3 separate regions of the Homo sapiens genome follow, and regions 1 and 2 are each linked to region 3. The links are chromatin contacts, found by Hi-C or POLR2A ChIA-PET in ENCODE. All regions are on one chromosome and are shown on one strand. The core of a region is the stretch at or near the end of the contact, and the rest is flanking DNA. Distances in the headings are between cores, read along the strand shown. Region 1 overlaps LOC105371618 (a long non-coding RNA gene). Region 2 has its middle 30 kb from the start of TNFSF18. Region 3 has its middle 160 kb from the start of TNFSF18.

What was found. A loop is a pair of places that touch in the nucleus more often than their neighbours do. ChIA-PET counts read pairs that join two places held with the same protein, here RNA polymerase II (POLR2A). Pooled maps may share reads with other maps.
Region 1: a loop to region 3 is called in a map of PC-9, with 4 times the contacts of the local background. The contact joins two enhancer-like sites. A Hi-C loop is called at or near these places in 12 of 168 maps with a recorded cell type or tissue (B cell, CD4-positive, alpha-beta memory T cell, CD8-positive, alpha-beta T cell and 8 more), 27 of 37 single-sample maps with no recorded cell type and 18 of 50 pooled maps. POLR2A ChIA-PET finds 5 or more read pairs at or near these places in 18 of 52 experiments (AG04449, AG04450, BJ and 13 more).
Region 2: a map with no recorded cell type shows a loop between it and region 3 (6-fold over the local background). The contact joins two enhancer-like sites. A Hi-C loop is called at or near these places in 5 of 37 single-sample maps with no recorded cell type and 6 of 50 pooled maps. POLR2A ChIA-PET finds 5 or more read pairs at or near these places in 1 of 52 experiments (activated naive CD4-positive, alpha-beta T cell).

The regions. Positions count from the first base shown.
Region 1 is chr1:172,824,879-172,827,578 of GRCh38, reverse strand. LOC105371618 (a long non-coding RNA gene) reads left to right here. Exons shown (of 3, transcript XR_007066734.1): 3 at 2,390-2,454. Among named protein-coding and RNA genes, the nearest start is that of FASLG, 170 kb to the right of the region's middle. Within about 2 kb of position 1,403, at least 9 of the 41 ENCODE cell types and tissues checked have a DNase peak (open chromatin) inside an H3K27ac peak, as active enhancers do; they include endothelial cell of umbilical vein and natural killer cell, where a contact is called at or near this core.
Region 2 is chr1:173,019,261-173,021,960 of GRCh38, reverse strand. No RefSeq gene overlaps it. Among named protein-coding and RNA genes, the nearest start is that of TNFSF18, 30 kb to the left of the region's middle. Within about 2 kb of position 1,445, at least 4 of the 41 ENCODE cell types and tissues checked have a DNase peak (open chromatin) inside an H3K27ac peak, as active enhancers do.
Region 3 is chr1:172,893,940-172,896,639 of GRCh38, reverse strand. No RefSeq gene overlaps it. Among named protein-coding and RNA genes, the nearest start is that of TNFSF18, 160 kb to the left of the region's middle. Within about 2 kb of position 1,284, at least 7 of the 41 ENCODE cell types and tissues checked have a DNase peak (open chromatin) inside an H3K27ac peak, as active enhancers do; they include endothelial cell of umbilical vein and natural killer cell, where a contact is called at or near this core.

The DNA of each region.
Region 1 (2,700 bases), core at 154-2,653, 69 kb after region 3:
TGAGGAACTAGAAGCCTGGTAGCACTAGACTATAATGTTGTGAAACAAGAACTGGTGAGAGATGAGATGGGAAGTGACTGGAGAGACTAAGCCAGGCATTTGGGGTTTTGTAAACTATATTAAGAACTTTGTACTCTAATCTGTAAATGATGAAGAACCATTAAAAATGTTTACACAAGGAGGTTAAATGATTGGGTTTTGCTTTTAGAAAAAGTATGCTCCTTACGTTGTAGAGACCAGATTTAAGGGAAGCAAGTCAGGAGAAAGGAAACTACAGATTGCGATGTTCCAAGGAGAGGACAAGGACCTAAGTAAGGAAATCGTTATTGGGGATGAGCCTGAAAACAGATTTAAAAAATAGTTATGAGCTAAAACCATTAGACCTTGCTGATTGCCTAGATGTAGAAGGCCCAGGACAATGAGAAGTCTTACATAATTATTTAATCTCTGGTTTGGGCAACAAGATGGTTATGCCAGTAATTAAGCTAGAAATAAAGGAACCATTGGTGAACAGAGAACAACAATGAAGACAGTTCCAGGTATGTTGAGTTTGAGATTCTTCTGGGACATATCAAGCTAAAGATTACATATGAGTTCTAGGGTAAAGATTAAGTTTGACATTAGTTGTCATTCCAGTTATAAATGAAACAATGACAAGGATGAAATTCCTCAAGCAAAGTATGTAAAGAAATGGAGACTTTGGGGTAATGTTAGAAACCTGGGTTATTGTAGTTACTGGACACACAGAAGAGGAAGAGCCCCAAAAGACAAGAAAGAAATCACTCAAAGAAGCAAGAGGAATGCCAGGACAGATTGGAGTCAAGAAACTAAACCAGAGGGTTTTAAGATAGGGCGTAAGATACGGACTGAGAAAGCATCCTTGGGTTTCGCAATACAAAGTTCATTGGTGACCTTTAGAAGTGAGTCTAGGCTCCGAACCGTGATGTGTTGAAGTGTAAATGAATTACAGTCATGAATACAGTTTACTTAGCTGAAAACGAAAGGAGAAGAATTAGGGCACAGCTAGAGGCGATGCAAGGCCAAGAAATAGCTGACTGAGGCTAAAGGAATACAGATTGCAGAGGCACACAGTAAATGAGGGTCTTTATTTCATTACAAATATACAGTTTAATACTCAAAAATATCTTTCAAACACGAGGTCAGAAGGGAAATAAAGTTGCATGAATTGCCTTTGGTAGAGTTCTAACTACTTTGTGTACAGGAACATTATGTTTCTATTTTCACTGGGACCCAGAAGCACGCAGAGCTGCCTCCTCTCTTTCGTCACATGTCTCCTGAGATCCTTGAATAACTCAATTTTGGGATGTAATCATTTTGCTTTCAGGGAAGCTGAATACCATTTTTGTGAGGAATCATTCCACCACCATGTGGCTACTCTTGAGAATAGCATTTTTCTCAACTTCCTCCTAGAGCTAGCTACTGGGTTGAGTTCCCAGAGAAGGAGAATTCCACAGCTCAAAGAACTTTAGAAACCCTCTCTTTATTTTGCAGATAAGGAGAGCAAAGATAACTTGCCTAATTTTTCAAAATTTCCGTATATTTTAACTGGTTATGAATATTTTATACATTATGAGTGATTATATATATATAAAGCAGACAACAAAAAACACATACAAAATCTTTCCATGTTCATTCAAACCCAAGGACAACATCCCTGTCAGACTGTCTTAAGTAAAAAATATTGATGAAATGCAGCAATACACAGAGATCAGTGTTTCTAAACTAATCTTTAACAACAACATCCTGCCTTGAGGCTAACATGATGTTTTGTTTAAATTTAAGCCATTTCCAAAAAAAGTTTTAATTTCCGCAAGTTCAGATTGGTAAAATAGAAAGCATACCTACAGAGGATCAGTCCTTAGGTGATAATTAGAATGTGTTTATTATCTTAAGATATAAAACCCAGTTGTATAATATCTTTTGTCATTTTGCTTTTCTCTATCTTTTTTTGTGATAATAAAAATAACAGATGTCATTAAAGAAAATGTGAAGGTTTCAAGGGAAAAAGACATAAAAGTCACTAAAAGAGTTCATAACCCAATAGTATTTTAAAAAATTTTTTGGCACTTTTAATCCCTTATAACTGCTTTAAGTTAAAGAAATCAAGCTCACTATTTTATTTATCCCATTGAATTAGCTAAGAGTTAAAAAATGATTTCTTATATTTACAGAAGTTATTTCACTCTTCATATTAATCACACTTAATCAAAAAGTGTCACAAACTCTTAAGACTTTAAATAAATGTAAAACTGTTAAAACAGAGCAAAGTTGACAAGGTTTGGGCCACCTTTATGCAAGGTGGCATCTTCAGCCAGACTGTCCATATGTTCATTAATGCTGTCTTTAATTATTTCTAAAAATCTTTAAGGCATTGGCTGCTCCCTGCATCTTTAATCTGCTGGTCCAAAGATGCTTCTGGTGAATGGAAGTGCTCTAAATTAGCAAAACTAGAATAACCTAAGCTTTGAAATGTTTCAAATCAAGGCAATGGACTTCTTCTGAATAGTACAGTTGATCCTTGAACCATACAGGTTTGAACTGTGTGGGTCCACTTACAGAGAGATATTCTTCCACCTCTGCCACCCCTGAGCAAGATCAACTCCTCGGTCTCAGCCTACTTAACATGAAGACAATGAAGATGAAGATCTTTATGATGATCTAGTTCCACTTAATAAACAG
Region 2 (2,700 bases), core at 196-2,695, 130 kb before region 3:
TCTACCCTATCTATCTATCATCTGTCTATCTATCTATCTATCTATCTATCTATCTATCTATCTATCTATCTAATCTCCTACTGATTCTGTTTCTCTGGATAATCTTGACTAATACATACAGGAAGAAACTCCATTGAACTGTTTCTGATGCATAAGGCCCATGTACATTTTTGTCCTTGGATTATGCAAGAATTATTGTACCTTTATGACAGATCGTTTTTTCCACTCATTTAGCTTAAGTTGGTTTCTATTAATTGTAATCAGAATCTTAACCAGTATAGTGATTGATTGAAAGTGAGGGATAAAGAAGAGGAAGAACCTTCTTAGACATATTGAGGAAGATGGTGATGTTTTTATGGTGGGGAATATGCAAGGAGGAATTGGAGAAAATTTAGTGTGGATGAGATAATGTGTTTAGGTTTATAAAGGTATAGTTTCAGATGTTTGCAGAATATCCAAGTGGGCTTTACCAGTATGCAGCTGGAACTCAGGAGGAGTTGCATGAGATGGGATGAATATTTAAAAGTCAACAGCCTTCTGGGTGAAGTCACTGACAAGGATAAAATCGCTATAGAGAGTGGGTAAAGTGAAAATGGGGCAAATGACTGAGACGTGGGGATCACCAACATTTGAAGACAGGCAAAGGAAGGAAATCCTGTAAAGGAGCAACCAGGGACAAATGACATTAACTGGAAGAAAATAATAGGTCCACAGAAACAGACAGTGAGAGATTAAGAATAAAGGAGTGGTCAACAATGTTAGAGGCTCCAAGAAGTCAAATACTAAGAGGATTGAACATTGCTAATTGGATTTTGCTGGTAGATAATTTTTGACAACATAAACAAGATCATTTTCTGTGACATCTGGGGGCATAATCCAGATATCAATGATTAAAGAACAAATGGGAAGTATAATTACTAGATAAGGAGAAATGGAAGATGAGACAAAAAAATTACACTACTCTTTGTAGAAACTTGGTTGTAGGAAAAAAAAAAAGAATTGTGGAGTGGTAGAGAGCAGGTAACCTCAGGGGTAAGGGAGAAAAAAGGCATATGCCTGGAAAGCCAGGTATTAATGTTTGGTCAGGGCATCCTCTTCCCAGCAGAGTGCTGGAGACACACAGTGTGATCCATGTCCTTGTGCAACAAAATGAGCTGGACAAATCTAATTACTTTTCTTGGTAATTTGATCTAGAACTTAGGAAAAAAACGTACCATTTTCCAGTGAAGAAGAAGTGAAATGATGCCATGGAATTGTTGATAGGCTGGAAAAATAAAGCTGATGTGAGGGGAAAGCAAGGGCTGTCATATGAATAGGAGAGAGAGAGAGGAAGAGACCACGTAGCTTTTCGAAAGAAAAAGTTTAAAACAGTCAACGCTCGGGGCTGCTTTAGTTTCTGACATAATTTCAGTTCCTGTTTCAGGCCTTGTAAATCCTTTTAACAAACCACCCTTTTTCCTTGATTTAGTATAAATGGGTCATTTTTCTTTCAATAAAATGAGCTACTTAACTATTTTTAATTCTATAACTTGTCTTTTTAAGACATTTAAAACAATCTGTTATTTTCTAGGCTATATCACCTCTGGGGAGGCAATTGTGTGCTGTCGTTAGGAGAATGGGCTTAGATGTAGACAGGCTTGTTTAAATCTTGACTCTGCTATTTATATTTTGTGTGAGCTTGAGCAATTTGTGTGCCTTCTCTGGGGATAGGTGTTCTTATGTGTCAAGGGAGGATAATTAATTCTACTGTACAGAGTAGTTTAAGGATTAAAGTAAAATAATACACAGAAAAAACTTAGTTCAGTGTTTGGCACATAGAAAGAGCTCAATAGGGCCGGGTGCGGTGGCTCACCCCTGTAATCCCAGCACTTTGGGAGGCCGAGGCAGGTGGATCACCAGGTCAGGAAATTGAGACCATCTTGGCTAACACGGTGAAATCCCGTCTCTACTAAAAATACAAAAAAACAAAATTAGCCAGGCGTGGTGGCGGGCACCTGTAGTCCCAGCTACTTGGGAGGCTGAGGCAGGAGAATGGCATGAATCCAGGAGGCGGAGCTTGCAGTGAGCCGAGATCACACCACTGCACTCCAGCCTGGGCAACAGAGCGAGACTCTGTCTCAAAAAAAAAAAAAAAATGCTTGATAGATGCTGATTTTCAAAATATTTTTATCAGTTTACAACTAGCTATTTTAGGTAGCTTTTTCTCTGTTTATCTTAAATTTGTTTCTTTTTTAGCTTCAATGAGTTCCTTCTAGCAACCAAGTATATAATTAGTTTCTTCACGCTCTATGAATTTGCATCTTGTATGTTTGCATGGTGCTTGAAAAGATAAATGTTGAAAAGCTTGAATCTCTATGACTTGTTCTATTAATAGTTGCCTTTTATTATATTGTCTCTAGAAATACAGAATTGGAGGTTATATTTTACTTAAACTACAAAAATAATGATGAAACATTTGGATGTATTTTATATAAAGAAAATATGGAATTATTCATTCATTCATGAATTTTTTTCACTGCACATATATTTATTAAGGTTTTTCTATGTACAAAGCACAGGTAGGCACCAAAGATGATGTGAAGATTTCTAAGATATTGTGACTTCCTCAAGAAGCTACATCTGCTAGGATAGACAGACTGATTCAAATCAGAACTATGGAGTTGAAAATATTTTAAATAAAGAAAATTAATCCCTAATCTC
Region 3 (2,700 bases), core at 35-2,534:
GAAGAAATTGGGTGTAAACTTTCAACATTCAGATATTTATGGCCTAAAATTCCATCATTATCACTTCATGCCTTTCAATTAAGCTCTAGTTAGTCTCTCTCCAGGTTTCTTTTAAAAGGCAATTATACACATCAAAAGAATAACCAATAAAATCCTGTCATGTTAGTGTAAATTAATTTATCACATCACTCTCCTATATGGTCCCTACAAGATGAGAAGACGAAGCAAGCATGGGAAACTTGGAAATTTGTGGGAATGGAGCACTGGCTGAAATGGAGAATAGAGTATAAAAACATGAAAAGCGAGTGTTGTAATACCTTCATCTTTTCAGCTATATTCAAAAGCCTTTAAAGGAAAGGGATCATATATTCTTACATGACTCATATAACAATTCTTGTCCTCTTAAAAATAAAGCATATATTTACAGGTGAATAGCTAAAGATTTCAGAGATTTTATTGCATATATATCCCAAGATCCCACAACACTTGTTACAAGATCTATTCCTTCAAACCAATGACTTCAGAAATCTTTTTAAACACATTACTGTGTTTCATGATTTAGAGGGCTGTATGCATAACTATGGATACAATAGAATTCCCATGGTGATTATGACAAGCCCCAAGGCAAGTGGTTTTCATCATATTTGTTGTCCCAATGTCACATTTGTCATCATTTTTGTTTGTCATGTCCCAGTGATATAAAGGAATTCATCCCTGCCAAGCCCAAGTTCAAAAGGTGAAGAAATAGACTCCACTCCTTGGTGGGAGGAGCAGTAAAGCTGCACTACAAAAAGGAGATGCTACAGGGATGAGAAGAATGCTTCGCCATTTTTGCAAATTAATCCACATACATTTTATAGACATAAATATAAGTGTGGAAGGATACATAGCAAACTGATAATATTGTCCACTTCAGGGAAAGGATCAGCAAGGGAGACAATATTTTATTCACTTGTATTTGTTTGACTTACACCAAACATACATTACCTTCATAAATTTTATTAAGCAGAGAGTTTTAGTAAATATAAAAGTTATAATAATTATATTTCTATCACCAAAAGTTTAATTTCATGGACACCTTAATTCATTAACACTCAAAAGAATAGAAAATAGAAAGAAAACACCCAAATAGAGCAAGTTTGTCAATATCATAGTACTATTGTTAAAGGAAACCAAAGGAAGAAATGACTTTACTGAATGATCCACAGAATTGTTTTGCAGTTTCACAGCTCACAGATTGTTTTTCACCGGACGCATCTAAGCTTCTAGTGTCGAGTTTCACTTTCAAATGTCAAAGCAACACCTCAGGAAATACACATGGCTCAGCCTGTTGCCTTTGCTTATAAAAAATCGACTCCCTTTTCAGTTAGTACTGATGGATGAAAGGACATTCTCTGATCTTTTCACCAGTAACCAGTCATATAAATCCTCCGATGAGCTCTAATTTAGTAATCTGAAATGTACAGTACTATTCACAAGTTTTTCATGACTCAGAATTTGCAAAGAATTTGATCAGGTTTCCTTTTCTAGTTTTGGTGGTATTGAGTCTGGGGAATTAATATCATAATGATCTATAAAAATGTTTCAGCTGGCTTTCGCGCTCTCTCGCGCTCTCTCTCTTTTTCTCTCTCTTTCGGTTAATATCTTTGCATCTGTGTTTCCACCAAAGAAATTTGGAACACATATCATATGACAGTGTTGTTGACACACCCCATATCTGCTCTTCAGCTTGTGTGGACACTTCTTTTTTCACTAGAGTGCTTTATTATGACTTACCTTGCTACTGTCCTGCAGGTGAACAACCCACAGACTGTGGTACCAAAATGTTTTGCGCTGAAGCTTGTAAGACAGTCACCCCTTGCATTGTTCATTCAGGCTTGATAGGATTCTCTGCAGGAAATCATCTTGAAGAGCTTGTCTTTGAAGAATACCTCTCACCACACAATTGCCCATATCTCAGGCCCTTTTTGTTCAACAGCCAAGTCATCATGTATTAATACTGTTTATACTGCCCTAAAACACAGGGACATCCAAAGGCATGCTACACCAGATAAGAGAATGAAAACCCCCTTCTACCAGTCAATCATCAGCTCTAAGGTCTTATTTCTATATTTCACTGAGTCATTTTGGAAATCATGCATGTGAAAGTCTTTTGATCTTGTATCAGCATTGGGGAAAATGAACAACTTTCTCGTATTGATTTTACAGCTAAAATTTCTCCATCCAACTGAATTGCTCAAATTGGTTAAAATCATAAATTGGCTGAAAACCAATACAAGCGAATAAAACATTGTGTCCCTTGCTGATCCTTTCCCTGAAGTGGACAGTATTATCCGTTTGCTATGTATTCTTCCACCCCTTTCTTTACAAACCAAAACAAATTGGTTAAAATCACAAATTGGCAGAAAATAACAACTTTCCAGTTACTGATTTTTTAAACATAAAGGTAATTTATGTATATCATAAGATCATAAGACTGTTTTATAATTTTTATGTTTTGATTCATTTTACATCTTTTCTTCAGAAAGTATTTGTTTAATGGTCATTTGGTTGCAGTTCTTTGTAAATGTTAATTTATATTTTAGTATTTTTATTTATTTTTGGAAACTATTTCTCACATTATTTGTGTAGCCTAGGTAGTTAGTTTACTGCAGGAAAAGAGTTTTATTGTTATCTGGCCACAAAGGTGATCTCGACGTA